4 separate regions of the Mus musculus genome follow, and all the other regions are linked to region 1. The links are chromatin loops, found by intact Hi-C in ENCODE. Cell type or tissue: left cerebral cortex. All regions are shown on one strand.

What was found. A loop is a pair of places that touch in the nucleus more often than their neighbours do. Peaks named below come from ENCODE experiments on the same cell type or tissue, not always from the same donor. Only the 100,000 strongest peaks of a DNase experiment are listed, where the experiment ranks them.
Region 2: a loop joins it to region 1, with 3 times the contacts of the local background. A loop is called at or near these places in 2 of 42 quality-filtered maps.
Region 3: it touches region 1 in a loop (3-fold over the local background); 2 of 42 quality-filtered maps call a loop at or near these places.
Region 4: a loop joins it to region 1, with 4 times the contacts of the local background. A loop is called at or near these places in 3 of 42 quality-filtered maps.

What each region holds. Positions count from the first base shown.
Region 1 is chr14:21,307,698-21,315,697 of GRCm38, forward strand. The region is part of intron 6 of Adk (adenosine kinase); the gene reads left to right. Among named protein-coding and RNA genes, the nearest start is that of Gm52152, 110 kb to the right of the region's middle. In left cerebral cortex, no CTCF peak of the experiment used is centred here; DNase peaks (open chromatin) are centred at 3,023 and 6,911; H3K27ac peaks cover 483 bases.
Region 2 is chr14:21,249,224-21,257,223 of GRCm38, forward strand. All of the region lies in intron 6 of Adk (adenosine kinase), which reads left to right. Among named protein-coding and RNA genes, the nearest start is that of Gm52152, 170 kb to the right of the region's middle. In left cerebral cortex, a CTCF peak has its summit at 4,909 (motif pointing right); DNase peaks (open chromatin) are centred at 3,222, 4,284 and 5,288.
Region 3 is chr14:21,147,402-21,155,401 of GRCm38, forward strand. The region is part of intron 3 of Adk (adenosine kinase); the gene reads left to right. Among named protein-coding and RNA genes, the nearest start is that of Adk, 99 kb to the left of the region's middle. In left cerebral cortex, no CTCF peak of the experiment used is centred here; a DNase peak (open chromatin) is centred at 3,035; H3K27ac peaks cover 604 bases.
Region 4 is chr14:21,362,408-21,370,407 of GRCm38, forward strand. Adk (adenosine kinase) reads left to right here. Exons shown (of 11, transcript NM_134079.4): 8 at 6,664-6,699. Among named protein-coding and RNA genes, the nearest start is that of Gm52152, 52 kb to the right of the region's middle. In left cerebral cortex, no CTCF peak of the experiment used is centred here; DNase peaks (open chromatin) are centred at 4,917 and 6,904; H3K27ac peaks cover 2,899 bases.

The DNA of each region.
Region 1 (8,000 bases):
AGCAGGAAGGAGAACTGCAGTGTTTGGTTGGAATGAAAGGCTGGAAGGGTTATGCAAGGCCCCGCAAGGTCACATTTCCCAGTTGTGTATAATGTGGTGACTTCAATGACTTTCTTTCCTTCAATTTATATGTAATTTTGTTCTCAAACTTGCATCAAATTGTTAAGATGTTACTCATTAAGTTGTTTGGACCTACTTGCTACAAAACAGAACTGTTAGGCATTTGCTAGGATACCGTGAAAAATAACAGACTGTAAAGGTTCTGTGAACTAAGGAAGTTTCAGATCCTATGAACGCAAAGGAATTGCCTAACTCTAAAATGGATACACACTTCCATAAATACATAAAAATACATCAGTCTTTAATTTTCATTATTTTCAAAATAGCACTTCAGTGACAGAGGAATGCATTTAAAGTCTTAAAAAAAGAAAACCCTCAGTGGTGCTGTGCTCTGTGCTCCAGGAGACTAATGGATGTGCTCCCCCTTTAAAGGTGGTGAGGAATGTGCGACCCTTATGTTATTAAGGACATAAGATCAGTTATTCAACTCATGTTGCCTGTTTTGGAAGTTCAGAGAGCAATGAGTAGATCTGTTTGTGGGGTGAAGGAAGGCTGAAGACCTGGAGGTAGCAGTCCAATTCTAAGAGGTCAAGTAATGGACATTTCATGGAACAGTATAAAGACTGAAGATTTGTTTGGGAGAGACAGATCACTGTGTGTGATTGAAGTATGGACAGATGTGTGGAAACATGGAGGCCACAGCTGGCTGGCTATGTAAGTTGGAGCGCTGCTGTGGAGAGTTGAGTGCTGGGTGTGAGGCATTTGGATTTAATTTACTAGGAAAAGAAGAATGATTGGGGTGATTAATCTGTCAGCAGAACATGGGATGATTAAATCAAGGAGAGAGAAGAGGCGTGGCGAGCTTTTGGAACGGGAATGATGGGGTTTGTTTTATGTATTTATATTTCAAAGGGGCTCAGCTAAAGAGCACATTTTTGTTTAGCATTTTAACTGAGGGCTGTAAAAAGAACTTGTCATTCCTAAGGGAGGGGCACTGTTTATATTTCTGTGGTAATATATTAATACAGTGTAAACATGCTTAAATTCATACTCTTGATATCTTGCATTGTGTTGTGTTCTGATTTAATTCTTTCAGCCTTGAAGTTTTATTATTCCCAACCTAAAGATGAGAAGAGTAAGGTCTGGAGATGTTAGACTGCCCAAAGTACACAGTTAGTAAGGGACAGATTGGCAAAACCTAAAATTAAGCATACTAGGAGGTCTGGGAGTTACTTCCACCCACAAGTTCAAGAGCAGTAAAGGAGAAGGAAGAGAGAGAAGGAAAGCAGGAATCCTCAGTTTCAATCACGGAAGGTGGAGTCCACCTGAGGTCTCACTCATCCGTCCCTGAGGTCTCACTCATCTGTCCCCTGATGCCTCACTCATCCATCTCCTAAGGCCTCACTCATCCATCCCCTGAGGTCTCACTCATCCGTCCCCTGAGGTCTCACTCATCCATCTCCCGAGGTCTCACTCATCTGTCCCCTGAGTTCTCACTCATCCGTCCCCTGAGGTCTCACTCATCCGTCCCCTGAGTTCTCACTCATCCGTCCCTGAGGTCTCACTCATCCATCCCTGAGGCCTCACTCATCCGTCCCCTTAGGTCTCACCGAGCTGCAGTCGCTCCACCTGGTTACAGTGCCATTTATGTTATTTCTTCATACCATTCCTGATCCCTAACACTAACTTTTGAAAACTGTTGTAGATTTTTTATATAAAACTCTTTTTAAGATTTATTTATTTATTTATTTCATGTATGTGGGCACACTGCTGTCTTCAGACACACCAGGAAATGGCATCGGATGCTCATTACACATGATTGTAAGCCACCATGTGGTTGCTAGGAATTGAACTCAGGACCTCTGGAAGAGCAGTCAGTGCTCTTAACTGCTGAGCCATCTCTCCAGCCCTATATAAAACATTTAAAGAGTATTTGTATGCTTGATGTGCACACCTAAGTTCCAGCGCCTGCAGAGGCCAGTAGTTCAATCCCCTGGAGCTACACTTACAGACAAGTGGTTGTAAGCTCAGTGTGGTTGCTGGAACTAAACTAGTGTCCACTGCAAGAACGGCACAGCTCTGCGGTGCTGAGTTGTCTCCCCAGACTCTGTGGCCGTGTGTGTGTGTGTGTGTGTGTGTGTGTGTGTGTATACATATTATTTCAAGGTGTGTTTCAGTTTGGTGTACATATATTTCCCCCTCAAACGGATTCTAAGATAGCTTGTATTCTCTTTTCCAGCAAAATGAGCTTAAATATCCACATATGTTGCCCTCCTAAAATCCATGTTTCTTTGACAACACTTTTCTGCCTCTTGCTTTGTCTTTGCTTTGGTTGTTTGGGTGTTCATGTGTTTATATTTGAGGAACTTACATGTGATCAAAGAAAACTGGCTTCTTCATTGATGGTAAGAATGGTCTACTTAAAGTTGCTGGTATTTTAGTCCTTGTAAAGATTTAGATATTTGAGAAATGGATGGTTGTGTTCGTGCTTTCTACGCTCTGCAGAGGCAGAAAGACGGAGGGAGCTGGTTCCCTTCTGTTCCCGTGACACAACATGTTCTGACCGCTGTGGCAGACCTCACAGCCATCACTGGTGTCTTCATTGTAGTTATTTCTTCTGGCGGCTCAGTTGCTGTCATTCATGTGAAGGACTGCATATCATAGTATCATAACTGCAAATGGTTTATGCATTATCTTAATGGTTGTCAAAGCCAGTGTTGTCCTTGCAGCAGCAATGAACTATGGCTTGTCATAATTTGTGTTTGATCTCTCCCACTCCTACAAGGAAACGTATTTTACTCTCTGGGAGATTCACAGAACATGTAGCAGCCACTAAGAGGAGAAAAACATGTTATCTGGGTGTTGGGTTGGTTATTTTTGACTTCTAATTTATTCACTCTCACAACCCTGTTCTCCAACTGATGTTACTATGGCACCTTAGTTACAGCACTGAAAACAGGCTAATTATATTCTTTAAAACAGACAACAGTGGTACATCTTGAGACAGGCATCTGGCACTCCGCCTTCTTCCCGCTGTAGCGCTAGTCTAGGCTTCCTGGGACTCTGTTGTTCTTTTTTCTTTTCTTTTTTTAAGTATACATTTTTTTCGTTCCCTTCTGTTTCTGTAAATAGTGGTTTATATTTACTAAAGTCACTAATTGCACATTTAGCTTGTTCCTTTTTGAGCCTTGTGCAAGAAGAAATGTAGAATTATCCTCAGCCGTTTATCTGTACTTACTCTTGTTTATTGAATTAATATTCTCGGTATTTATAAATGTCTTCTGACTGTGTAGATATTCATTTCAATCGAACAAACTAACTCTGGTTCATCTCCAGCATAAGTAACCATATCACTAATTTTTAAAATAAATTAGCAGCAGCATCCAGCTCTCTTCATGAATCCCTTCTCATCGTTTCTTTTGTTTTGTTTTGTTTATGTTTTTCAAGACAGGGTTTTATTTTAGTGTGTAGTCCTGGCTGTCCTGGAACTCCCTCTGTAGGCCAAGCTGGCCTCGAACTCACAGAGATCCACCTGCCTCTGCCTCCCATGTGCTGAGGTTAATGGCATGTGCCATCATTGCCATTTATTTTACATTGATATTATACAGTTTGTAATCACACTAACAGTACATATACTACCTTTGTCATGTTTGATTAAACACATATGGACCATGAAATGTTACCTTTACTGCTTAACTCTCATCCTTTGTAATGTCTGCAAAATATTCCCTACAACAGCCTTTTTCCTCTGGAGATGCTATAAACTACATTTGTAGTTTAAATATAATAGCAACATTCAAACATTTTTAAAAGGCAGGGTAATAATGTATTTCATTGTAACATAAAATGTCCCAGCTAAGGGTAGTCTGTTTCTTAGGGTTTTGCTTTAGTTTTGCTTTGGGTTTTGTTTGTTTGTTTTGACCTGCTTTGGTTTGACTACTCAGAAACCCACAAGCTGAAAGCACAGGTCAAAATGCAGTGGGTGTATTTCTTTCCTCTTCTCTTCTCTTCTCTTCTCTTCTCTTTTCTTTTTTCTTTTTTTTTTTTTTCTCTCTCCAGACAGGGTTTCTCTGTGTAGCCCTGGCTGTCCTGGAACTCACTTTGTAGACCAGGCTGGCTTCGAACTCAGACTCTGCCTCCAGAGTGCTGGGATTAAAGGCGTGCACCACCACGCCCGGCTGCAGTGGGTGTATTTCAAGTGCCTGATCTTATTGACCTCTCTCCTAGGCAGGCCTGTGTCTGACATGTAACAGCACTTCCAGGAGGAAGTGACATGTTCAAAGTCATGAGCATGTGGGGAGATATTTCAGATCCAGCACAGAAGCAAGTTGTCAGGACTAGAGTTTGTTGACTACTCCCTGTGTGTATTTTCAGATCCTTCCTAAGTCTGCCGGTTACTCTTCAGCAGCATTCTGTATGCTGCTTCAGGCTAGGACTGCTGCTCACCGAGAGGACTCTGGCCTAGATGTGGTTGGCCTTGAGATCCATCCCAGCTCCACCTTTCAACGCCTTAAACATTGTTGATTGTTAGAAAAGAGCCTTTGTCTATCTACATTGGACTTTACTAGGAAGTTCAATCTGGGGAGATGAGTCAGACTGGCCAAAGAGGGCCAGGACATAGCCTAGGAAGACCTCAGACTCAAAACAGAACATCCTGCCCAGCTATTTCTCAGGTTCTTTACAGAGTTGATGTATTTATTTATTTTATTTTTCCTTTGCCACCTTTCCCAGTCTTCTGTTTGAGTGAGCGAGGATCTTAATATGTTTAAGACAGTATTTCTTTAGTTCTGTCCTTGGAAATAATTTCATACTTGAGAAGTATGGTATTTACTTTTCTTTTGTTATAGAGTCTATATTTAAACAAAAACAAAAAACTTGTGATCAAACGAGAATTCATATGGCTATGTGTCTGGAGGTGGGGATAAACTACAAGTCCCTAGCAATCAGCCAAGCTGAGTGTTTGCTTGTTCTTTATGTGAAGTGCAGAAGGATGCTGAACCACTCAGCTACCACTGCATACGTCTTAATGCCGGCATGTATTTGCTTTAGGACTAGGTAGGCACAGATGAGACTCAGTATTATAAAATGACATCGTTTGCTTCTGCCCTCCTAGGATACCCTGATCAGTATTTCATGATAGCACAGGCAAAGGTCTCCCTTCCCATCCCAGTTTGTCTTAGTATGTCCATTTAGTCAGAGTCACTGTCACTCTGTATACTTCTATGTTTTATTTCTGGCAAGGTCTTGTTTAGCCCAGGCTGGCCTTGAAACTTCTGTGAACATGGTACCATATTTGTGTTCTTGAACCCCCTGCTTCAGCCTATTGAATGCTGGGATTGCAGGCATTCACCAACACCCCTATTATTCTATTTTCTTTGAATCAATAAAAACTTATATAAGTGTCTGTGTACACACACATATATGTTTCATACCTCAAATAACCGTTAATGGATATCATTCTGAAGCTTACATTCTTAGGTAAAGACATTTTAAAAGAATCCCAAATAATGACTCTGAAGTGAAGTAAATACTGGTGAAGAAAAAAATTGTTTCCCTTTGTCTTTGTATATTTCATTTTTTTAAACTATATTTAAAATACCCTGAGAAATCCCTTAGAGTGGTTAAGATTTCTAGGCAGTAAACCAAGCTTTGCTAAAATGGTCTTCTACCCCAATCTTCCCTTTTTTTTTTTTTTTGTTTTTTTTTTTTTTTGTTTGTAATGAATGAAGGTATCCCCCTGTGTTTTTAATTCTGATAAGCATTTTTTCCATCTGTAAATATGTAAACTGACTTTTGAGTTGTTTACAGGGAGAGACACACAGAGCTAACTGGATAAACAGACATCCGTAACTACAAAATCCCAAGACTTTGCTGGATATATAGAGTGTTTTTCTAAAGCACACACATATAGACTCCTGACTTACTTGTATTACAAACCTAACATGAACAGAACGATTCGTTTTGTAGCAGTACTGTTTTGACTCTTGGTCGTGCGGTAGGCTGGAGTACGCGCCTCAGCAAAGGTTATAAATCTGGGAAGAAAAGTTATGGTTGGCATACATTTTAACAATCTTTGCCATCTTACAGCACAAATCCCAACTTGTTTAAATTGTGAATATTTACTTTACAAAGTAAGAGATTGTTTTAAAATGTAATTAAGTTGTCCGTGTACTACTTATTTAGAAGCTAATGTTTTTTGCCTATTTATAAAATTCACAAAAATCAAATATATACTATCCATATTACAATACTATTATGTTATATATTCTAAAGTAAAACACATAGATTTGGAATCAGGCCAAATTTAGACTCTGGAGGCATACTGTTCTGTGACTTAAATTACAATCATATGTATTTGAGCAGAGATCAAATTTTCAGTCTGAGGCTGGGGAGAAGCCTAATTATTTGACCAGGTTACTATTTATATAGCCCATTCTGTGGCCGGCTGTGGTTAATCCACAGCTGGCAGAACGCTAGCTCGGGGAGGCTTCTATTTCATGCTGTAACAGTTTGAAGAAAAATAAGAGAGGGAAGCTTTAAAACTCTTCTCATTAAATGAAGGACTAAAAAAGCAAATATATACATACTACTACAGAGACTTGCTGTAGAAACCGCTTCATTTAATTCTCTTAGTGACTGAAATAGCAAGGAACGCAGCTGGGGTGCTGATAGTTTTCAAGTGGCATGTGTCTAAAGAAAAAACGTTGGGAATATTTTTTAATAGTGTTTCAAACATTACCTTTTAGAATAATTGAATCGTGGTTAGGAATAGCGGCATGGAGTTTCTAAATGTGAAAACATTATGTTATTATGGTAAGAAACATCATTTGTGGTAGCCATTGCAAGGATCGTGGCTGGTGTTCATATGACACTGCAAATCTATTTGGCAGGCTTTCAGGGGACACAGGAACATTTAGAAGTGAAGTCTCACAGCCTTGGGAAAACTATTTTATGTAAAATTCTGAAGAAATAATCTTTTACAGAATGAAGATTAGGCAAAGAGGATATGATGTAATATCTATTGGTATCAAGTGACATGTAAGGAAATAGCATTGAACAGACCTTGTCTTTCTGGATTCTTTTTGTCCTCCAGGAATGGGACAGGACTCTAGAGTGAGGTTCTTGTGGCCTACTTTCTTGTAAAATGGGAACTTCACACAGAAGTACCATACCTCTGCTCTTTTCTCCTCTTTCCAAGGTACCATATCTTAGTGTACAGTGTTCTAAGCCCCAACACAATTGCAGCTTTAAAAGTCTCTTGGTTTTTCTGAATGCATAAGGGCAACAAACTGTGCTCACAATTGGATTCTAATACAAGTGACCGCCACCACAAAATTTATTCTTTCAGAATTATGATCAACCTGACATATGAAAGTAATTGGGAAAAGATTCTATTTTTCTCTCTTCAAAGTTCTGTATCCTCCTATGATGTAAGTGACTAGCCTTTCAATTACAAGTTGATACTTTATAAAACTTTGTAACTTTAGCTTGTTTATTTAGGTGGACAGTTAACTTTAGTTTGTTTCTTGTGGAAGACTGGGTCTCATTTATATTCCCTAGACTGACTTTGGCTTCTGCAATCTTTCAGGCTCAGCCTACCAAGTGCTGAAAGTACAGATGTAAAAGATCGTGCCTGGGATTTTCACAGCCATTTAAAGCCATTTCTTGCATGTTGTCATTATTTTCTCTTCTTTTTGCCTAGTTTAAAACAAGCCACACACATACAGAGACAGAGACAGAGACAGAGACAGAGACAGACACACCAGGTTCTTTGCTCTGATTACCCTCCCTTGGTTTTTCCTTCTGTTTCTTCACTGGCTTGCCTTCTTTGAAAAGAAGGAATGGTCAAAATACATGCTTAATTACTGTCCTCTGAAGCTAGGCCTGGTGCTTTGAGCTTGTTATCCAGCACTTGGGGGAGGAGACCATAGGATTTGGAA
Region 2 (8,000 bases), 58 kb before region 1:
TTACCTATTTAAAAGAAATAAGGTAGTCTTGGTTGTAAAAGCATAGACTCTAAAAATAGGCTGGAATCGCTTCTCGGCCTTTTGGCTAAGATCAAGTGTAAAAATAGGCTGGAAGCTTTGGATTTGTGGACTTACTGCAATACATTGAGAGTTTAGAATTTCTTGTGAAATTGGATATCATGCTGTATCCTGGTCACATTTGTAAGAAAATAAGCATATGTGTACACATAACACACTAAATTAATTAGTAAATCATCGACTCAAGTATATTTGCTTCTATTTACTTTCAGTATTATAGAGCAGCAAGCAATAAATAGCTTGAGAATATTAACTTTACAGAATATAATAAATATGAACAAGAGAGAAAATATATAAACATTATGACAATAGTGTATATTTGCTGAAGTATTTGTTTGTCTTTGGAAAGGTATAGAAATTGAACAAAAAAAAATAGCCCTGAATATTGACAGACTTTATCCCACCATATTTACTGATCATATTATAAAATTTTTATAGTTCAGTATGATTTAATCAATAACTTGTGTTGTATCTGTCCACCAGACAAGTGGGATTGAATCAATTTTAACAGCTTTATTGCAGTATATCCATGCTGTTGTGTCCACCATTTAATATACACAGTTCAGTGGATGTTTGTGCATTTATAGAATTCTGCAGCCGTCATCATAATCTAATTGTAGAACATTTATATCATCACTAAGAGACATCTTGTGTCCATTAGCACTGCCCCTGGAGTTCATCTTCTGCTCACTTGCTTCTCTCAGTATAGCATTCGAGTGTCATACTACAAGAACTTTCAATGTTTCTAGTCAGACAGCTAGGATGCTTTTCTTTGTTTGTTGGCAAATATAATGGGAGTGGTATGTATATTTTTGTCCTTTGTTCTTGCCTATTTTTCTACTGCAGGTCTTCAAGAGAAGATCTTTTGGCTTCCATTCTAATTTATTTCTTCAGTGTATGCATGTTTTAGAGTTGGTTCTTAAAATGCCAGTTTTTTTCTGATTTGTGTAAAAATGCAATAAATGGGATTTCAGGGGGTGGTTTTTGTATTTGGGGGGTAGGATGGTGCAAAGTGACCCCCCCCCCTTTTCCTTCCAGTCTTTACCCTGGGAGACCTGTTTTCACATGTATTTATATATCCCATCAATTATTCTCAGAACAACTTGGGTATCTCGTCTGTGTAGAGAGTTATCCTCTGAGCCCAGGAGCTTGACTGCACCATTGTGTTTCATTGTTTGGCCTCCTTGCTTACAGATCCTTAAAGCTCTAGAGTTTAACTTACTCATAATCTCCTTTTCACTAATATTGCTCTACTGTCACTAAAGTTATCGACAATTCTAAATCATTGAAGATTTCTGAAAGACAGGAGGCTTCTCTTCCAACTTCTGCTCTTCTTGTCTTGTACCAGTGCTTCTGACAACCACCCTTGACTGCTTTTCTCTATGACTCCACTTCTCCTATACCACCTGATTCCCACATTACACTCCACCCAGCCTCCTCGTCAGCCTTTAAATGACTTCATCTTTTAAAGTATTAACTTCTGTTTTAATTAACTCTGTGAAGAATCCAGCCCATTTTTAAATGATAAGTCAGAATTTGCAGTTAAATATCAAGGAGAATAATCCTCCAATGATTTTAGTTATATTTTTCAGACTGATATATATATATTCAAGGTAGCAAACACCATATAGCCCTCTTTAAGGCCTCAGATATGTTTTTCACATTTTGTGTGGCTTCTAGGTTTAGTGTGTCTTTAATTTGGAATACGTAATAAGCTAAATATAGACTTTTAAATGTTTTACCTGTAAACATCAACCAGCTTTACTGCAGTCCGCAGATATTTTGATATGGTTGTATAGTAATTATCAATATTTTCTAAAACTGATGGGCGATTGTGTTTCCTTTGTTAAGTCAACCAAGAATTATATTTTGTAAAAATATACTATTGGCTCAGACTCAGTTGAAACAATGTGGCTTATTATCAACAATAAGCAGATTCTTTAAAGTCAAATGCCTTATTTATTCACTTTTTAAAGGCATGTACATATTTTTACTCTTGGATATAATCAGTGGCTTTTTAATGCTTAGTGCTCTGCTAAAGAGCTTCTGTAATTTCATTTTATTTCATCTGTCAAGGTTAGTGATCGTGATGGTTTTAAGGTACCCTCTAGCCTTTTCCCTCCCTCAGCTGAGCTGAATTGCGACTACTTTGTAGTAAGTTTGTTACACAGTCTGTAGACACTGGTGAGAATCAGTATGGCCACTGGCTTATTAGTTTCACAGATGCTTCCATAATACTTAGTGCACTCTTGGGTATATTAAATTATCATATCGTGACAGCAGTCCTGAAACATGCCAGTCTTATAAAGCCGCATTTCTGAGAGTTAGAGCCAGGCTTCAGTGAACCATAGCTGACATGCCATGTTAATTTCCATAACTATCATTACCAGGGGTGGCAGTATTTCGAAGACATGAAAAATCTTAATAAATCTACCCAGTTAAAAAAAAAAATCACATTATGTTACCTTATCACAGGGTTTCTAATCACAAGGTCTGATTTTCTTCAGTCCCAATTGAATCGTTTCACAAGTAATGATAAGCATCTTTACTCTTATCATGGGTTATTAAATATTTACTTAAGTGTACAATATACCAAAACACAATATTTTGAATGTTCAGTTTTCTCAGTATGTACTGTTCACGCTGTGAATGAAAACCTCTTACCATCCCATACAGCATATTTACATATACAAATGATTTTGCCTTAAGTAGGAAAGACACAGCTGACAGATACATAGGTTAATTTGCTCTCTTAAATTGCAGCAAACTGTTCTGTGATTCTTTTGTGTGTTTGGGGCCATGTTGTAGAGAAAGAAATCATCAAGCAACATTTTAAGGACATTGGCCTTTTGTATCTAATCCTTAATAAACTTATATACCTCAAAATAGAATATTTCTTTGCAAATTCTTACCTTCAAATTATTAATAATGGAAGGAATGCATTTTTTTAATCCTGTAGCCCCCTCCCCCAGCACAGCTTTTAGATTGTAGATAAACTTCCCAGCTCAGTAATTAACTGAGCTCAGTCCTCGCACCCTGTATCATGTGATTTTTTTTTCCAGTGGAATACATTATTAGAGCACTTACACAGCCAGTCTAGCTGCAGCAGCCCAGGCGGCAACAGCAGTGCCATTTTTCACAAAGAAAATGTTGAACAGGAGCCAAGTGTTTGGTGGCAGTCTGTTGCTAGGAAATCAAGGTCCTGAGGCGATTAGTGACAAAGCAAGCAATAACAAGAAGGCAGAATTACAGATCTAAAAGAGAAAAAAGTGGTTGGTGTTATAATTACCCAAAGAAATCTGCACTCATTAAATTGGCTGTTTTTATGATTGACTTTAATTGGAGGTTAGCTCGGATATTTAGCTCCTTTCCCACCCCTTTAAACACACACAGGCACATAATCTGTAGAACTGCAGACTTGTTTTTCTAAGCATTGAGAGGAGCTTGCCCTGTAATTTGATCCCCACTGACAGATGCATTTTCTATGCTGCCATTTTGAATTAACCTATTGTAGAACAATTTTCTTCAGCCCTGTTGAATAAAACATCCAGTCTGATTACCTCCGACGGATCCGATAGAGTAAAAGAATGTACCTCGCACTGAAGTAGATTGTTTGCGTGGACTCTGCTGATTTTGAACTCTGCCAATAAGCACAATCATTTGTAATAAATTTTCAAAGAAATTTCTGGTGAAAAGGTAATGAGAGTCACCCTTTTATAATTTAATGTTTTGTACCCTGCAGCAAAATAATATTATTCTTGTAAAGCAGTGTTTTATTTCTAGCATGCTTCATGTGAGTTCAGGGAAAAAAATCTTTTATATTTAATATTTTAAGAATATAATTTTATTTTTATATACTCTAAAATGACCACCCTTCCTCCCCCACAAGCAATATTTTAATATTTAGGTTCAACATAATTCAAAGCACTTTATTTCGAGAAATAATTTTTATACATATTATGCTTAACCATAGTAATTTTTAAATTGACAAATTTCATCCTTTGTGATACTATCCTTGAAAGCCTTTATTTAAATTGTCTAGCATTTGATAGCGCACATTACTAAGAAGGCACCTAATCAGTTTGCCAGGTGTAGCAACAGAGGAAGACGACGCAGAACTTATTTACTTCTGAGAAGCCTGAAGAATAAAGTCCCAGTGCTCTGCAGGCTTCTAATCCAACCCTGGAACAGAAGAGCCAAGCACATTCTGTCTGACAATGCACACGCTGCTAATCAGACGCCAGTGCCAAGCTGTCTGCTTTGTTAAATACTCAGCTTCCTAGAGGCAGGAAGACAGCTGCTATAAGGATGATGAAATTTGGTAGTTCAATCTATTTTTGCTACCCTTGGGCTACCAAGATATTGTTAATTTAGACCACCCCAATTGGTACACTTTAGGGAGTTTTTTAAAGAGTTTGTAATTAAAATGATAAAACATCATTATTACATTGAAGACCTTCTGTAAGTTTTACATTTGGCAGATACCTACTGAGATAACCCCAGCATGTAATTTACAATGATGTAATGGCTGTAATTGCATTGTGGGAAAAAGAGGAGAGAAGAGAGGAGAGGAGAGGAGAGGAGAGGAGAGGAGAGGAGAGGAGAGGAGAGGAGAGGAGAGGAGAGGAGAGGGGGGAAGAGAGATCACTAGCTAGGCATAGGAGGTGAGTGCTAACATTAGAAGAGTTCTGAGATTTGCTTCTATTTCATTTAAATCTACTTTATCCCCAAATTGCCTCCCAATATTTGAATGTAGTGGCTGTAAACCTTGCAGCATGGTTTGTTGTTTTTGTTTTTTAAATAGATACGAACCTAGATACTACCACCAGGGGGAGAAGCTAAAAACCTGAAAGTCCTCAGCTGATTATGATACTGGCTGATTATGATAGAGGATTATACCTCTTAGAGGCACATAATTAATCACATCACCCAAATGATTCTGCCTTTGGGACATGACTCTGAGATTTTCTGTGAAGCACATAAACTTAACACACTACTAAATGTAAATAAAACGACAACTGTGTGCACTGGTCATGTATGGAAAGGGTGCGGGCGGTAGTGCAAGCCGGCAGCATGAATGCTGTGCCTTGTATCTGTCAGTCTAGTTGAGGAACTGTCCTTCAGACACTGAGTACACAAGATGTGTGAAAATGAGCTGCTGCTATTGGGACTCATCTGTTAGGAACTAATGTCCACAAAATCACTGGAGCCGAGTTGAGTAGTGTCTAAGGTGGTTGTCTATTTTTTGTCACCATAGTATGGTTTCATTTTTAGTATTCCCTCTAAAAAACAAAAAAAATAATCTAATCCCTGATTTTTTTTTAAAGCAAAGTTTGTGGTTTTTGCCCTGGAAAAAGTAGTTGCAAAAACCTAGTTGCTGGTGTTGGGATCCAACTCTACTGCTGCTCAACAATGTCGAAATTGTTGTCCTGCTGCGGGGAATGGAAGATCACTGAAGAGCAGCGGCTAACTCCGGGTTTTCTGTGCCTGTCCTTGCACCTGAGACTACACACTTATTTTTATAAACCCTAAATGCTAATTAGCTTTTTAAACAGTAATTTTCCTCTGTCTACCACATAAGGAATATCTATCTTAGAATTTTAAGTTTTACTCAGCAGAGAGTCTTTTTGTATTTTGTTTGTTTGTTTTTTGAGCATGTATAGCAGAACTTTATTTTCTTTTACTTTTTTTTTAATTTATAAATCCCATTTATTTCTCACACAATAGTAAGGGATACACATTTTCATTAGCCTAAACTAAAAAGAAATTTCTACTCTTTAGTAAATGACGGACCCCCATTTACCTTTATATGATTGAAAGTCAGAACTGTGATGAACTACAACACAGTACCATGTGGTCTTATTGGTTTGGTAAATAAACTACTCTAATTTAAATCTTAAAAGAAAAACAATGCTTATCCATTTCATTGTTTGCTTTGCTTTTCTTTCTTTTTTTAATTAGATATTTTCTTTATATACATTTCAAATGCTATCCCGAAGGTTCCCTATACCCTCCCCCTGCCCTGCTTCCCTAACCCCAATCCCACTTGTTGACCCTGGCATTCCCCTGTACTGGGGCATATAAAGTTTGCAATACCCAGTGGGAAGAGAGGCCCCTTGGTATTTTTGTAAGTGACAAATAATAGAAATGGTTTGACTGTGGCAGGCAGCCATTAACGGGAGGACACTGTTCTGGGTGGTGCTGTGTAAGTAGGCACATGATTTACTGGAGTTGCTAGAGCTGCACACAGGGACCTGAAATCTGATGTGTGCATCTCGGGGTAGCCTACAGATGATATTGAACATATCTAATTACATTGCACATGTGTGACATAGTCTCATTCAAGAGTGGCAGAAAAGGAGCTAGCCTAAGTAATTTTTAAAAAGAGAAGAAAAGAGAAAAGAAAAGAAAAGAAAAGAAAGTGTTTGCACTAGAAAAAAGCTAAATTTTAAAAAAGAATAATCTATAAACACTGTGTTCTAGTTAGTAAACTTGTTTCCTTTTGAGTTGGAAATTCATAATTCTTAACCTACTCTGGGTGTGTGCTGGGGTGAAGTAAATGGATGTTGGAAGGTGAAAGCCAAATTTCTTGCTGTTATAAAAGGACTGTAAATCACAGATAAATATGTGCATGGGATAACTAGGATGATCCATAGGATATGAACCCATGCTTCCTTTAATGTGTGAAGATGGGTAAACAGAAAAACTTAGAAATGTGCCTGCACGTGGGTTAGTGAGCATACGTATGTTTCCTATTCATGTCCCTTTGGGAGGCCCTGGAAACAGCGGTTCTCTGGTGCCAACAACCAATCCAATACTCAGATCTACTTTTATAAACCTCAGTATCCAATGAAAGGGTCTAGAACTACTTGGAAAAATAGCTGGTTTGGGGTTCTGCTAAGGAAAATACAAGAGATGCATGAGGGTCTTGTATTTGCCAACCAGAGGGAATGATTGGTAAAAGTAGAAGAAGCCAGCCTGCCATTGGTGAGGTCAAAGTTGCCGGTTATGGGCTTTTGACGTGAGGAGGAGGCAGAAACTTGGCTTCTTTGATGTTCTTCTTCCAGCCTCCTGTTTGAGCAAAATCTCAGACAAGTTCAGACTGGTGGACATTTGAGATATGTAAATTCTTGACATTAAATAGTAGCAATGCAGCAACATTGGTACCTGTAACAGGGGACATGTACAGCGATACTCAACTGGGTCTGATTGTACACAGTGCTGTCCTGAATCACACAGCATCATCACTCAAATGAAGTATTAGTCAGTATATTTTAATCTCTCTGTACCCTTCGTCATACTATGTATCCCTCCAGGCCAAAGGTAAACATTATCCTGAATGTTGTGGTTATTACCCTGGGCTTTATTTTATATATGTGTAACCTTACCTGCTTGTGTGTCCCTAATTGTTCTACCACTCTTGGCCATTTTTGTTATGTTCTGAATAGTTTCTTTTTATCTACTTTTTATTGTTGCAATTTTGTCTTTAGTAATTTCTGTTCTTAAACTATCTATTCAGTTTTTATATCTGTTGCTTTCATTTCTTACTATCACAATGGTTTCTTGTTCTTTATGCTAAACTCTCATTTCTTATTTTAAAGTCCTCTCTTTTGCTTCCTTAATTAAGCTTATTTCCAACTAGCTTAATATTTAGAACTTCCGTTTCTTATTTTGCTAATTTTCTGCTTCCATTTATTTGAGCTGCCTTATTTTCCAAGGTGTTGACTAGTATTCATTATTTGTGGTAACTTCTCATGCTTCAATGAAGATGTATTTCTAAAGAGAAGGTTTTTGTATTTGAATCTTGCAAAAAAAAACCAAAAAAACCTGGGGTACCATCAACTTGGAGACATATGCTAATATATTCTGGGCATAAAGATTTGTGGGTTTCATGTGTAACATAAGTTCCAGATTCATAAATT
Region 3 (8,000 bases), 160 kb before region 1:
TTGCTTGTGAATCAGACCTGCTTTGTTTCTATAAACTGTGAAAGGGGCTTAAGCATAAGGATTAAAATTGTACCATGATACCAGAGTACTTATGGAAAGACACTGTAGTTGGATCATTTAGAATGTACTAAAATCTTATGAATAGCCGTAAAATGTAATAATTCCCTTAAGCTTTTAAGAGTTATAAGAGTTAGTTTTTATTCCTTTGTTGAATTTAACCACCTTAATAAAGAAGTTGTCTTGCTGCTTTAGAGCTAGGCCTGGTATTAAGAAGATCTGACATAGCAGGGTGATCGGAACAGGTGAGACTCCCCAGGAAATGTGCATGGACCTTCACGTAAATGTTACATCTCCATTTTATTCCATTCATTCTTTTTACAGAACCTTTATGATAAAAATTGTTCATTGCTATCTTCTAGTATAGTATTACTAAGTGACTTTTTGGGTATAAAATCAGATATTCGTTGGCGCCATTTTTTATTTACAGTGTCTGAAAATCATCTAGTGGATATCTGTTCTTTTGTCCATGACAGACTGTTAATTATTTATTGGGAAAAAAATACCAGAGAGAAGTTATCGGGTCTGTTTCAGGGTCTGAAGCTTGAGTCAGTTAGCCTGCTTAGCGGGGCGAGCGAGCAGTAGCCCAGGTTACTGTAAGATGTGCAGGAGCTTTGGACTCCTTGTGTTCTCGGAACACTTTGGTACCTGTTCTAAAAATACTATGGACAAAGGCAATGATGAAAATGATTTTTAAGTTACTGGGTGGTAGGCGATTGTGTCAATCACAAATAAATTGTATTAATGATGATGTGTAGAACATAGTGTAAGACATTTAAGAATTCAATATTCTTCACATGCATCCGTATGTAAACCGCTTCCTAGATTGTCTCCTTTTTCCCTCTCTCTCTCTCTCTCTCTCTCTCTCTCTCTCTCTCTTTCTTTCTTTCTTTCTTTCTTTCTTAGTGTGTTCTTTAAACAATTTGGCCAATTGTGGCCATTGTAACTATTTCTATTGACAGGGCTTCACTGAATGCCCCTGGCACTTTCCAGTTCCAAGGAGGAACCAAAATGCGGATGATAGGTCTTGCCCTGGTTGTTGACTAACAGTTTCTCATCTTCCTGTTTCTATTTTCTTAGTGTCAAAAGAAAGTCATAATATTGCTGGCCTCAGCAGGGTCTCAAGAAAGGAATTATTCATTCTGGTAGTGATGGCTAAGTTAACTTGCCTTACAGTAAGAGCATGGGTCAGTGTAGATAGTGGCAAGTCAGCTGCAGGCCTCAGATCTCCCACTGAATTACTGGAGGCAAAGTGATTTGCCAGAATTATACATCTAATAGCTACCAACATAGCCACATGAAGTAGCTGCTATGATTCTTTTTTTTTTTATCTTTTCTTTTTATTTATTTATTTATTTTTAGATATTTTCTTTATATACATTTCAAATGCTGCTGCTATGATTCTTGTAAGCTTCTCAGATGAGAAACAAGAGGCGCTGCATTTGTTCACAGTCACTTGTCTGGGTATCAAAGAGGTGAGGTTTCAGTGTAGGTCACCCTTTATCCTAAACCTCAGTGTAAGTACTGCTGGAGTTGTACATGGGAGTGTGTGGATACAGTCATTCAAAATAGATCTAGGTGAGAAGAGACAAGCTAGGGGTCAAGGAAATCTACATTTAAAGGTTAGGCCAGAAGAACAAGAAATAAAGAAACGAGAAATAGGAGAACCAGGTGGGCACTATGTCTTATTAACTAAGTTATGTATGTAAATGACAAATGAATTACTGACTCAGTGGAAAACAAAACTATAAAAGTAAATTCATGTGTTATATGAATCTATTTTTTATAAAATTTAAATAAAAACAGTTTGCATTTAAAATTTATCTGATTTAGAAATACATTATGTCAGACATTGATATTTTCTGGATGACTGCCTCCCCTCCTATTTTTTTTTTCTTTCTTAGATTTTATTTTTTAATTTAAACATTAGTGTGTGTGTCTCTTTGTGTGGTTATGTGTCCAGTGTGTCCTAGAGCCAGAAGAGTGTTTCAATCTTCTGGAGCTAGGCTCGGGAGGGGATGAGCTGCCTATGTCTTCTCCAAAAGAAGCAGGCACAGTGTACCCATGGTGGGGCATAAAGAATTCTCATTTGGAGATGGGGAAGATGAAGTACATGATGTCATAATATACCTGAAAATCCATGTCTTCCTGTAACCATCTGGAAAATCACCTCGTTCTTTCTTAGCATAATATTTTGCATGCGTTTAGGATTCATAGACCCAAGAGACGGGAAGTGTAACTAGAGTAATCTTGACTACAAATGGAATTCAGTGATGTTTCCAAACTGGACTCATGTAAGAACAGGAGCTTGGCTGGGCCTTAATGGTCCTAAACCCAAGGACTCAGGTGGCCAGAAGTTGTTTCTCAGCTTCCCCATGTCGGTTGCAAATTAACATCATTCCTCAGTTCCTGCCATGCTCAGGTGTCACCTGCTGTAATGCCCTGCTCAGGTGTCACCTGCTGGAATGCCCTGCTCAGGTGTCACCTGCTGTAATGGGCTCATGCTAGCTTGCTTTCTTCTCACTTGAAACACTATCAGTACTTCCGATAGTCAGTGTTAGATGCTACATTTATATTCAAGATAGGCATCTAGAAAAAAATAACCCTTTTATAAGACTAAGTATTTCCCTATTCTTCTGAAGGGTAACTTCAAGTGACGCACCTATAACTGGGTTTCACTTGTGTAATGGCCAAAACCTTTTCAAGTTTACACTTTGGATGGCTTTGTAAATTTGGCATTTTTTTGACAAGGTTACGTATGGCATTAGCAATTTGCCTAAAGAATGAAAAGAAAACGCCAACTGTTTTGTTTGTTTTTATGACTTGTGAAGATTTTGCATTTTAGTTTTCTGAGTTCTTTTCCTAAAGGCCCGGGTGTTTGGTTTTTTCTTGTTGTTGCTGATCACCTCAGGAGCTTCCTGGGTTTGGGGAGAGTGACCCTTCACGATCTCTTTTAGACTAAAGAGATCGAGTTTTCTAATGTTGTGTGGAAGGTTATATTTAGCTGTTGGTATTTCAAGTTGGAACACTTCATTCGGCTGTACCTTTAGTCAATGAGTCATCTGGAGAAAATGGGCTGCTCTTGCTTTTAGGAAGAGTCTGTAGCAAATAATAATAATAAGTTAAGCTCTGTGGGAGATTTTATGCCAAATAACAAGCTTAAAATGGAAAATGTTTTGTAACATTTTATTGCCCATATGCAAAATATATACTAAAGGATATAGAAGCATTTGGCTCATTATTGTCTTCAGCTGATTAAAAAAAAAAAGTAGCCCTGATGTCAGGCATTTTCTACAAAGCATTGTGTGGACTGTTTTTTTAGTTGTAGACAAGTCGAAAGCCAGCATAAGCTCTATGGAATTATTTTATTTATACAGTAAACAGCAGTGGCTAAAGCTTCATGGTAGTTGTCCATATTGTGGTTATTGAAATGTTTTCAAATAACATTTGTTAAAAAAATGCCTATATCACTTCATTTTTATTTTAGGAGCTTTCTATTAGTCAAGATTCTTTAAGGTGTAGGGAGCAAGGGATGTGGGAGATGTGGGGTCTAATTTTATATACCTTTGTATCGCATATGTCACACTGATTGCATATTTCATCTTTCCCATCTGGAACAAAGCAACATATGTAATACTGGAGATTTAGAAATCTTAAGGTCCTGCAATCCCAATTTTTAAATCTGAACTACCTTTTCTGCTTTTATATTCTTAGCTCAGTGAGCAGGTTGGATTTTTAGAGTTCTAAGTTAGATAATGAGATTCAGATAAAGATGACTGAGATCGGCAAATACTAATAAAAGGAATATTATTTACAATGTTATTAAATTGACTACAGTTTTGTAAAACCAGTGTCAACCTAAGAGGTCAGCGAGATTTCTCAGCAGAGAGAGGCAGGTGAAGGTGATTTCTAAGCAAACCCGATGACCAGGTTTAATCCCTAGAACCCATGAAATCGTACAAGGAGAAAAACATCTCCACAAAGTTTTCATCTGGCCTCAATGTGTAGGCTAGGAATGAACACCACACATCATTTACAAACACCAAGAATCAACTGAAAAATAATTAAAAACAAATATATTAGTGGTTGATGATCATAGAGTTAATAACCCAAATATTTTAATACTTTTCTCTATACCAAGCCATAATTTAAGGACTAACCACAGTATAAACGAAATATAAACATATATTGATACTATAGTAGATTTATTTCAGAATGAAAGAATTGTTCTAATTAGGTTATCTGCTAATATAACTTGTTTGGTTGGTTTGGTTTGGTTTTTTGAGATAGGGTTTCTCTGTGTAGCCTTGGCTGTCTTGGAACTAGCTCTGTAGACCAGGCTGGCCTCGAACCCTGCTCTGTCTGCCTGTTCCCAAGTGCTGGGACTAAAAGAGTGGGCCACAACTTGACTTCTGCTGATATAATTTATTGTGCTTTCTTTACATGTCTCCTAAGGGTGTCTGTTTGCTCAGGAAGTCCAGATTAGGTGAGCCTGTGGGCTTCTCTGCTGCTTTCAACAGCAGAGCTTATCCAGTGAAACCTAACTTTTTAAAAGCTGTTATTCCAATGTGGACTCCTGTCATTTCTAGGACAGCATATGGAGCATACTTGTAGATAATGGTTAATTTCATAAAGTAGTTATTGATGCTTTTGGTTAAGTTCCTCTTTATTTTATAGTTTATCCTTTTCTGTTGGTCCTAGACTGTGCCCTGTATTAACAGACTTCTGGGGAATTTTTACGATTGTTTTCATAGGCGCTAGAAAAGCACTCGGCACAATTTAATATGCACTATTCTTGTTAACTTTTTATGAACTACATACAACGCGTAGAAGAGTATACAAATCACACGTGTGCAGCTGAATGGATTACCTCAGAGTAAACATACCTGTTTCACAGCCATCCAGCCCTGGAAATAGAACTTGGCAAGCAGACCAAAAGCACCTGGTCCCCTTCTTTTCCCCAATGATGTCTTCTCTCTTTTAACACTGGAGCTTACTTACTTAGTTTTGCTGTTTTAGCGGTTTAATAACTAGGACCATGAAGTGCATATTTTTGGATCTCTGGCTTCTTTGACTTGTCACTGTGACAATGGCTGCTCACGGCATGCAGAGAGCCATGCTGTCTTCATTTTCTTTTGGTCCATGTTCCTTGAATCCATCTCAGTTCTTCTTCAGTTTTCCTGATGCATATCCAGGTTGTTTCTAGTTTGGCTGTATTGGCAATAATGTTGATATCTGAGCCTTCGTCTATGCCCCACGTGCACTTATCTCCCTTGGAGTTGTAGGATTGCATACACTGGCTCAATCTTACATTTTAAAGATACTTACAATTTTAGTTTTCCAAAATGTTAAATTCCCAGGAGCTTTCCACTCGTTCCACTGTTTTCAGACAATGACCTTTCACTTTGCTCTTCTGAGTAGCTGTGGATCCTAGACAAAGCACTTAGCTTGCATTCACAAGATCCTGAGGTCAGTACCCATTATCACAGAACACAGGAAAGCCTGAGTCATACTGGTAGATCAAGGGGATCTCACTGTAGTTTGATTAGGCTTTGTTGTTGGTTTTAATTTTTTAATTTTTGTTTTTTGCTGGTGTGGTTGTTTTTCAAGACAGGGTTTCTCTGTGTAGCCCTGGCTGTCCTGGAACTCACTCTGTAGACCAGGCTGACCTCAAACTCAGAAATTCTCCTACCTCTGCCTCCCAAGTGCTGGGATGAAAGGCATGTGCCACCACCGCCCGGTGCCCGGATCAATTTTTAAATTTTATTTTATATGTTTGAGTATGTTGCTTGTGTGTAAGTCTGTGTCTTTGGAGACATTAGATCCTCTGTAACTGGAGTTACAGATGATTGTGAACTGCTACATAGGTGATGGACTCAAACCCTGATCCTTTGCAGAAGCAGCAAGAACTCTCAACTCCTTAGCCATCTCTTTAGACCCTACTTTATTTTTTGAGATAGCCCAGAATGAACTTGAACTCACTATATGACCTACAATGACCTTTCACTTTGATCTCCTGAGTGCTGGGAGTGCAGCCATACACCACCATTTCCACTTTACATGGTGGTGTGGATTGAACATTTACCTATGACACATAGGTGGATAGGTGATGGATAGAAAAGTTAATATTGATAACATTAAGATGTATGAAAGGATGTAAGAGTGTTCATCCTTGTCTTAGACATTTTATTGGCATATTCCTTAAATTTCAATAACACATAAAATTGGGAAGGGCACAGAATATGGGCATCTTCATAAGCCGTAATGAGATTATAAATCATCTTTGAGGTTGTAAAGAGGATATATAAGCCTCTTTGAAGTTTAGATTTATATTATCAAAAATGTAAGTCCCTTTTGGTTTTCAAATTGTTTTTATGTATAAAGAAGTTTGTTATTATAAGAGAAACATAGCATAGATGGATCCCTCTCCAAATCAATTCTTGCTAAGGTGTAAACAGGTCTTATTAAAGATTAGTTTTAGCTGTACATTGGAAAATTAAGAATCCACTTAAAAAGAATGGGACAAAATGAATCAAACTTGTGTTGGTTTGAGTGGAATGTTCCTTATTCGTCTCTGGTAGTTGAATGGTCAATAAGCTACTGGAATTGTTGGGAAGGATTAGGAGGTTTGGCCTTGTTGGAGGAGTCGTGTCAGCTGGTTCAAAGTCTAACCAGCCTTTACTATAAAGAGCATTCTCTGCCTCCTACTTAAGATTTGAGACATTAGCTCTCAACTGTTCCTGCTGGCCAACTTAACACATTCTTTTATAAGTTCCCTTGATCACATGGCGTTTTATCACATCAATAGAAAAGTAATGGATACAAACCTCCGGAATTGTTGCTTGCAGAAATATAAATTTTATTATATTTGTGGGGGAAGTGTTTGAGTTAAGCATACATAGTAAATTTTTGAAGTGTTTCATTTTGTTAAAGTTTCATACTTTCTGTATTATGTTTATGTAACTGAACTGCCATTATCCAAGGTTACTAATTCAGAAGAAACCAGCCAGAATTACTTTTATTTTTAGTATATGACTTTTAAGCTAATAGATAGTAAAAGGTATACATTATGTTTTATATTTTCTTACCTGTTGCACACTGCTTAGGATAGTACATTGCATGAATATAATAATTTTCTGAGTGCAAAACAGAACTTCTTAAATTTTTATTTACTTTTAAATTTCATTTTATGCATCCTTTTTGCCAGAGTGTATGTTTGCGCACTGCAGGTGCTCCTGGTGCCTGAGTATGTCAGGACAGGACCTTTAATCCCTAGAACTGGAGTTGTGAACCACCATGTGAATGCTGGGAACAGAATCTACAACAGCCGTTGGTTTTAACTGCTGACGCCACTCTCTAATCCTAATCCATTTTTTTTTGAGAGCTTTTTTTTTTCTTCAGAAAAAGTTTGCTTGCCTGCCTGTCTCTCTGTCTGATTGTCCATCCCTCCCTGCAATTGAGCTGAAGTCTTTAGTCTTGGCTGTCAGCACCCTTATATGGTGAACCATCTCCCAGGCCAAAGCAGAATTGTTTACAGGAACAATTAAGAATGATTCAAAACAAATAATTTCTTTCAGTGGGTTCAGTCATTGCTCTCTTTATCCAATTGGTAAAACAAACATTTTACTTGTTCACTGTATAAAAATGATCTGTGTTGAAATCAAAAAGCAATTTATATAAACTAGAGGTTGTCAAACTAAGACATTTGACCAAATCTGTCATTCCACTTGACCTTTATGACCTGGAAGTAAAGAAAAGTTTTTCTGTTTCTTCTAGTTTTTAATAGTCTTATGTGAATGATATTTGAAAGTCAACCTGCAGTACTTTGAGCGACAGACAGCCTTTCAGTGCTTCATGACTACGCTGTCGTCACTGTGGCAGAGCTGAGTAGGCACAGCACACACTATGAAACCTCCTTGCTACCTCATGCTGCAGCTTGGCAC
Region 4 (8,000 bases), 55 kb after region 1:
TTACAAGACTGGCTCAGGGTTTGTCGAGAGCTTGGGGGACCTCTCACCAATGCAGGCTTAGCGGCCGCCATCCTTCAATCTCAGAACCGCTCCATGGGCAGAAATGATCGGAGGACATGTTTTAACTGCAGGAAGCCTGGGCATCTTAAGAAAGATTGCAGAGCTCCAGGTAAACAGGGAGGGACTCTCACTCTTTGCTCTAAGTGTGGCAAGGGTTATCATAGAGCTGACCAGTGTCGCTCTGTGAGGGATATAAAGGGCAGAGTCCTTCCCCCACCTGATAGTCAATCAGCTTATGTGCCAAAAAACGGGTCATCGGGCCCTCGGTCCCAGGGCCCTCAAAGATATGGGAACCGGTTTGTCAGGACCCAGGAAGCAGTCAGAGAGGCGACCCAGGAAGACCCACAAGGGTGGACCTGCGTGCCGCCTCCGACTTCCTATTAATGCCTCAAATGAGTATTCAGCCGGTGCCAGTGGAGCCTATACCATCCTTGCCCCCGGGAACCATGGGCCTTATTCTCGGCCGGGGTTCACTCACCTTGCAGGGCTTAGTAGTCCACCCTGGAGTTATGGATTGTCAACATTCCCCTGAAATACAGGTCCTGTGCTCAAGCCCTAAAGGCGTTTTTTCTATTAGTAAAGGAGATAGGATAGCTCAGCTGCTGCTCCTCCCTGATAATACCAGGGAAAAATCTGCAGGACCTGAGATAAAGAAAATGGGCTCCTCAGGAAATGATTCTGCCTATTTGGTTGTATCTTTAAATGATAGACCTAAGCTCCGCCTTAAGATCAACGGAAAAGAGTTTGAAGGCATCCTTGATACCGGAGCAGATAAAAGTATAATTTCTACACATTGGTGGCCCAAAGCATGGCCCACCACAGAGTCATCTCATTCATTACAGGGCCTAGGATATCAATCATGTCCCACTATAAGCTCCATTGCCTTGACGTGGGAATCCTCTGAAGGGCAGCAAGGGAAATTCATACCTTATGTGCTCCCACTCCCGGTTAACCTCTGGGGAAGGGATATTATGCAGCATTTGGGCCTTATTTTGTCCAATGAAAACGCCCCATCGGGAGGGTATTCAACTAAAGCAAAAAATATCATGGCAAAGATGGGTTATAAAGAAGGAAAAGGGTTAGGACATCAAGAACAGGGAAGGATAGAGCCCATCTCACCTAATGGAAACCAAGACAGACAGGGTCTGGGTTTTCCTTAGTGGCCATTGGGGCAGCACGACCCATACCATGGAAAACAGGGGACCCAGTGTGGGTTCCTCAATGGCACCTATCCTCTGAAAAACTGGAAGCTGTGATTCAACTGGTAGAGGAACAATTAAAACTAGGCCATATTGAGCCATCTACCTCACCTTGGAATACTCCAATTTTTGTAATTAAGAAAAAGTCAGGAAAGTGGAGACTGCTCCATGACCTCAGAGCCATTAATGAGCAAATGAACTTATTTGGCCCAGTACAGAGGGGTCTCCCTGTACTTTCCGCCTTACCACGTGGCTGGAATTTAATTATTATAGATATTAAAGATTGTTTCTTTTCTATACCTTTGTGTCCAAGAGATAGGCCCAGATTTGCCTTTACCATCCCCTCTATTAATCACATGGAACCTGATAAGAGGTATCAATGGAAGGTCTTACCACAGGGAATGTCCAATAGTCCTACTATGTGTCAACTTTATGTACAAGAAGCTCTTTTGCCAGTGAGGGAACAATTCCCCTCTTTAATTTTGCTCCTTTACATGGATGACATCCTCCTGTGCCATAAAGACCTTACCATGCTACAAAAGGCATATCCTTTTCTACTTAAAACTTTAAGTCAGTGGGGTTTACAGATAGCCACAGAAAAGGTCCAAATTTCTGATACAGGACAATTCTTGGGCTCTGTGGTGTCCCCAGATAAGATTGTGCCCCAAAAGGTAGAGATAAGAAGAGATCACCTCCATACCTTAAATGATTTTCAAAAGCTGTTGGGAGATATTAATTGGCTCAGACCTTTTTTAAAGATTCCTTCCGCTGAGCTAAGGCCTTTGTTTGGTATTTTAGAAGGAGATCCTCATATCTCCTCCCCTAGGGCTCTTACTCTAGCTGCTAACCAGGCCTTACAAAAGGTAGATGACGGTGATGTATAATGCTCAAGTATTCTCCTGCTTTTTTACCACTAACTAGGAACTGGGTTTAGCCTTGATTCAGACAGCCTTGGCTCTGTCTGGACAGGTCCAGATGACTGACACCATTAACACTTTGTCAGCCTCAGTGACTACAGTCATAGATGAACAGGCCTCAGCTAATGTCAAGATACAGAGAGGTCTCATGCTGGTTAATCAACTCATAGATCTTGTCCAGATACAACTAGATGTATTATGACAAATAACTCAGCAGGGTTGTGAACAAAAGTTTCCGGGATTGTGTGTTATTTCCATTCAGTATGTTAAATTTACTAGGGCAGCTAAATTGTCAAAAAGTCTTTTTCAGTATATGTTACAGAATTGGATGGCTGAATTTGAACAGATCCTTCGGGAATTGAGACTTCAGGTCAACTCCACGCGCTTGGACCTGTCCCTGACCAAAGGATTACCCAATTGGATCTCCTCAGCATTTTCCTTCTTTAAAAAATGGGTGGGATTAATATTATTTGGAGATACACTTTGCTGTGGATTAGTGTTGCTTCTTTGATTGGTCTGTAAGCTTAAGGCCCAAACTAGGAGAGACAAGGTGGTTATTGCCCAGGCGCTTGCAGGACTAGAACATGGAGCTTCCCCTGATATATCTATGCTTAGGCAATAGGTCGCTGGCCACTCAGCTCTTATATCCCATGAGGCTAGTCTCATTGCACGGGATAGAGTGAGTGTGCTTCAGCAGCCCGAGAGAGTTGCACGGCTAAGCACTGCAATGGAAAGGCTCTGCGGCATATATGAGCCTATTCTAGGGAGACATGTCATCTTTCATGAAGGTTCAGTGTCCTAGTTCCCTTCCCCCAGGCAAAACGACACGGGAGCAGGTCAGGGTTGCTCTGGGTAAAAGCCTGTGAGCCTAAGAGCTAATCCTGTACATGGCTCCTTTACCTACACACTGGGGATTTGACCTCTATCTCCACTCTCATTAATATGGGTGGCCTATTTGCTCTTATTAAAAGGAAAGGGGGAGATGTGGGGAGCCGCGCCCACATTCGCCGTTACAAGATGGCGCTGACAGCTGTGTTCTAAGTGGTAAACAAATAATCTGCGCATGTGCCGAGGGTGGTTCTTCACTCCATGTGCTCTGCCTTCCTCGTGACGTCAACTCGGCCGATGGGCTGCAGCCAATCAGGGAGTGACACGTCCTAGGCGAAGGAGAATTCTCCTTAATAGGGACGGGGTTTCGTTTTCTCTCTCTCTTGCTTCTTGCGCTCTTGCTTCTTGCACTCTGGCTCCTGAAGATGTAAGCAATAAAGCTTTGCCGCAGAAGATTCTGGTTTGTTGCGTCTTTCCTGGCCGGTCGTGAGAACGCGTCTAATAACAAAGCACGGTGACACAGCCTAAAATCCCAGCACTTGAGAGATGGAGGCAGGAACAGAGATAGTTCAAAGCCAGCTCAGACAACATACCAAGATTCAGATCAACTTAGGTTGTATAATGTGAGCTCTTGTCTAAAAGAAAAAATACATATATAAGTATATTCTTGCCATTATTCTGTAATTTACCAAGTTACAGTTAATTTATTAGTATATGATCAAAAAAGCTGGCATTAAAAATTAAAACAACATAGCCATGCATGGTGACACACTTCTATGATTCCCCACACTCCAACCTGTGTTATCTAAAAACCTTTTTCATACAAATAGTGTTCCAGATGTGGGATTTAACTTGGTAATGTGGCACTTCTAGCACCTTGAGGGCCTGAGTTCGGTTCCTAGTACTGCTCCTTGCCTCAGTTTAACTACTGCATGGACTTGCAGTCTTTCTGTCATAGAGCAATTTTAATTCCTCAGATTCCTTTTCTTTTAATGACCCTGAAGCCCCCTCACCCCCACCCTGTGTCCTACAATTCACTGTTGCCCAGGCTGGGCATGAAAAGTAGTTCTTAGGGGCTGGGGAGATGGCTTACTTGTTAAAAGTACTTGCTGCTCTTGTAAAGGATTCAGGCTTGGTTCCCAGCACCTACACAGTAGCTCACAACCATTGGTAACTCCAGTTCCAGGGGATCTGATGCCCTCTCTTGATAAGTACAGCTACCAACTATGCACATGGTACACAAATATATATGCAGGCCAAACACTCATACATAAAACAAATAAATCTAAAATAATAGTAAGTGTAGTAGTAGTTTTCACCAGAGCTATTCAGTTGCATTATTCGTCTAAGAATTCATTTACTTAAATTTATGATGGCTTAGAAAACAACACATTGATATCTTTTCAACCTTTCACTTGACTTGATATCTCAGCCAGCAAATATTATTTGTGAACTATAAACATTGTTTTGTAAGGAAATTGAAATGAGAGTAACCTTGCTTACTTGAGCCATTCATCAAGGGTTTGTGGTGTGTGTGTGTGTGTGTGTGTGTGTGTGTGTGTGTGTGTGGTACGCGTGTGCGTGTCATTGTCAACTGTGGCTCACTAGTCAGCCTGCTCTTTCTCTAGTGAATGAGGGGATCAACCCTCAGCTTAAGACTTGCTGTTAACTCCACTGTTGATCTATAATCACGCATTTTGACTTTTCCACACCCCAAAAGTATAGGTTCTCTAAATCTGTTATTAGTATAGTGGACCATAAGTACATGCATGTATTTCCTAATTAGTATTTCCCTCAACATGGAGGAACTGTCCACATTTATTTTAAAGGCACTGGCTGTACTTTCTGCCTTACATGGTTTGGTGCAGCAGTCGTTCTAGTTGAGTTGGATCTGCTCACCACTTGGGCTCAAATCCCATTCTTCTATTAATATCTCTTGGCAAAGATAATTTTGGAGGAATGTGAGTTAAGATGTAGAGACTCTTGACAGTTGTCTGCAATTTTTTTCACTTTCAAGAGGGAAGTAGAAATGAAAAGTAATATTGCCTCCATTTTCTATGATTCCTAAAATTAAAATGTATGCACGAGCTAAACAGTGAAAGCGTAAGGACTTAGTTACATAGATATGGGTGGGTTTTTTTGGTTTGGGGTGGTTTGTTTTGTTTTGTCTTTCAGTAGCCTGTTAGAAAAGCATTAGCATATGGCATAATGTTCATTAAATTGTGCTCATACATGTATATGTATAAAGGCTAGAAGAACTTTGTGTATTAAAATTTTTAAACATTCTTTTAGGTGTTAACTTTTCTAACCTTTTCCTCTTAGACAAAAGCCAGGCACGGTGACCCAAACCTTTAATCTCAGCACTTGGAAGACAGAAGCAGGTGGATCTATACAAGTTTGTGGCTAGTCTTGCCTGCATAGCATTTCCTGGCCAGCCAGGGCTATATAGCAAGACCCCAGGAGGGTGGGGTTGAGGGGTATAGAGAGTGGAAGCATTCGCCCCGTATATCTTAGACCTAGGTTCCAGTGTTTTGTCAAGTTCGCTTCCTTTTGTTCTCGCAGAGTATTCCAAGTTACAGATTTTGTATGTGGCTTTTTACCCTTAAATACTCCTGGACACAGCCCTAAAAGTTAAAGACAATTTCCTTGTCACACTGATCATTCCTAATATCAAACTGACGATTCCTTCTATCCTCTGATTTTCAGATTACCTCTGTTGAAACATCTTTCACAGCTGGTTTGGTTTAAAATAAGATGCAGTCATATGCTGGTTTTGTTCATTTCCCTTCCCAGTTTATCTTTGAGGCTGCCATTAGTTAAAGAAACATTACTAGTTGCTTTGTAAATGTGCCCGCCTTACAGATTCGTTCACTTTCTCCTTTAATTGTTCCTCTCTTTTTCTCATAAATACAAGTTATTGAACTAAACTTTTGGTTAATTGGTGCGAAGATATTTTGGCTAGACTACATCCTGGTTGATACCGTGAACTCCATTCTCCATATCTGGGGCACAGGATATTTGGCAATCCCACTATGAGGGATGCTAGTGGATAGGACTGACCACAGGCTTACAATGATGACAGCTTGGTCCCTTCCATTATAAAGTTTCACTTTGCTCCCCGTGGCCAGCATGTAATCTGTGCTGCTTTGATTCCATGGGAAGAACCGGTTCCCTGTCATCCTATCACTCAATGACTCTAACAACCCACTGGTGACCCCTGTCTCTATAAATTTCATCATGGGGTTGGGAAATAATTGTTTCCAGCATCTATATATCTATTAGTAGGCATTCTCATCTCCAGAAGAGCTTCCTGAAAAGTACTCTTTTAATTACACGTGTAACCACCAGCCTGGTCCTTGGGTTTCAAGTGAATGCCTTTCCTTTCTGAGTGAGGTCAGAACACCTGAACTCATTGGCAGCCACTGTAAAAACACATAGCATCTTCCCTGTCCTGGCGTGTGAAGTGTGTTGACACCATGTGGCCCATTGTTTTTCATGCCAAGACAAAAAGGAAATATTTTGGGGTAAAAATAAAAATTAATCTATGTGAGTATCTTGAGATAATTGTGTAAAAAGAAGACTGAATGAGTTTCAGAATGAATTATTTCTTCATTATCTGGCACTTTATAATTAACTGTCCTTTTTTTTTTTTTTTTCAGGAAGCTGCCACTTTTGCTAGAGAGCAAGGCTTTGAGGTGAGTTAACCCACAATTGCACACTAAACAGATCCTAAAGGTTTTTTCTAGCTGATAATGAAGTTCTTTTGGACAGTGATTGATGTGCTATTATACTCTCAGAGCCTCGCTGCAGTTGCCATGGAAACTTGGCAGTCGTCATGGTTTCTTTGTTCTGCCAGCACAGTGTTATGACGCACTCTGCTAGGTCTGCACCCAACATCGCCTACAGATGTTATTTATTGAATTTTGAAAAGCCTCTTGGGAAGCCAAGAGGTTGGGCACAGTTTCAAGCTGCCTCTGCAGATATGGGGCCTGTCAGTTTGTTCAGTTAAAAAGCTACCTCATTAGCTGCATTACATTTCATAAGAATTCCGTGCTGCAGCAGTGTTAGGGCAAGACAGAATAGTGAGCTATAATGTCACTTAAATAAGTTCAACCCTATCGCCCGTAAATTATCGTTATGCAAATAAATCTCCAAAGGTTGTACTTACCAGTTGTTAGGGCTGATTAATTTCTATCCTGCTTATGAGCTTCTTATTTGAGTCCTGTCTCCCTTTCATCTTTTAAAAAATAACATCAGATAATTTTTTGTAAGGAAAATATTGATAATTAGCCTTAATTTTCTGGTCTCCGTTCTGTTTACCTACTAGAAGGACAATCTTGTCAAGATTCAAAACTCCATGTGGTCGTTGTTGGCAAAATCAAGATACAGTCAAGACCGTGTTTCTGTCTGCATAATACTATCTTCTAATTGACTGTTAGAAAACACTAACTTCAGTATGAACCCAGGTTAAGTGACAGATAATTAACTGGGTTTATGAATCTTTGATGGCTGTGGTACTGAGCCAGAACAATGTCAACTGTTCTGTTTTATACATCAACTTGTAATATTGACTAGAGAAACTTTTTAAAATTATATTATTTATTTGTTAGGAGGGCACTTGCCTGACACAGTATATGTGTGACGCTCAGAGGAGAACTTGCTGAAATCAGTTCTATCCCTTCCTCCATGTGGGTGTGGGTATTGAACTCAGGTCGTCTGGTTTGGCAGCAAGCACCTTTATCGGCTGAGCCACCCCACTCATGTAACTATAGAAATAAATGTAATTGAGATTTAGTAACTCCACCCTTATTTGCATACTCAATATTGTGTACCACACATAGAAACTGTGAGTTGAATGTTGATTGAACAATACTATGTAAGCTTTAAGCTCCTTAAAGAAATGTGAATTTGTGATATTTACACCTATTAATAAAATGAATTAGAAGCAGATTCGTCATCGAGAAACAAAATAATATACATGTGTGGTGACTGTGTA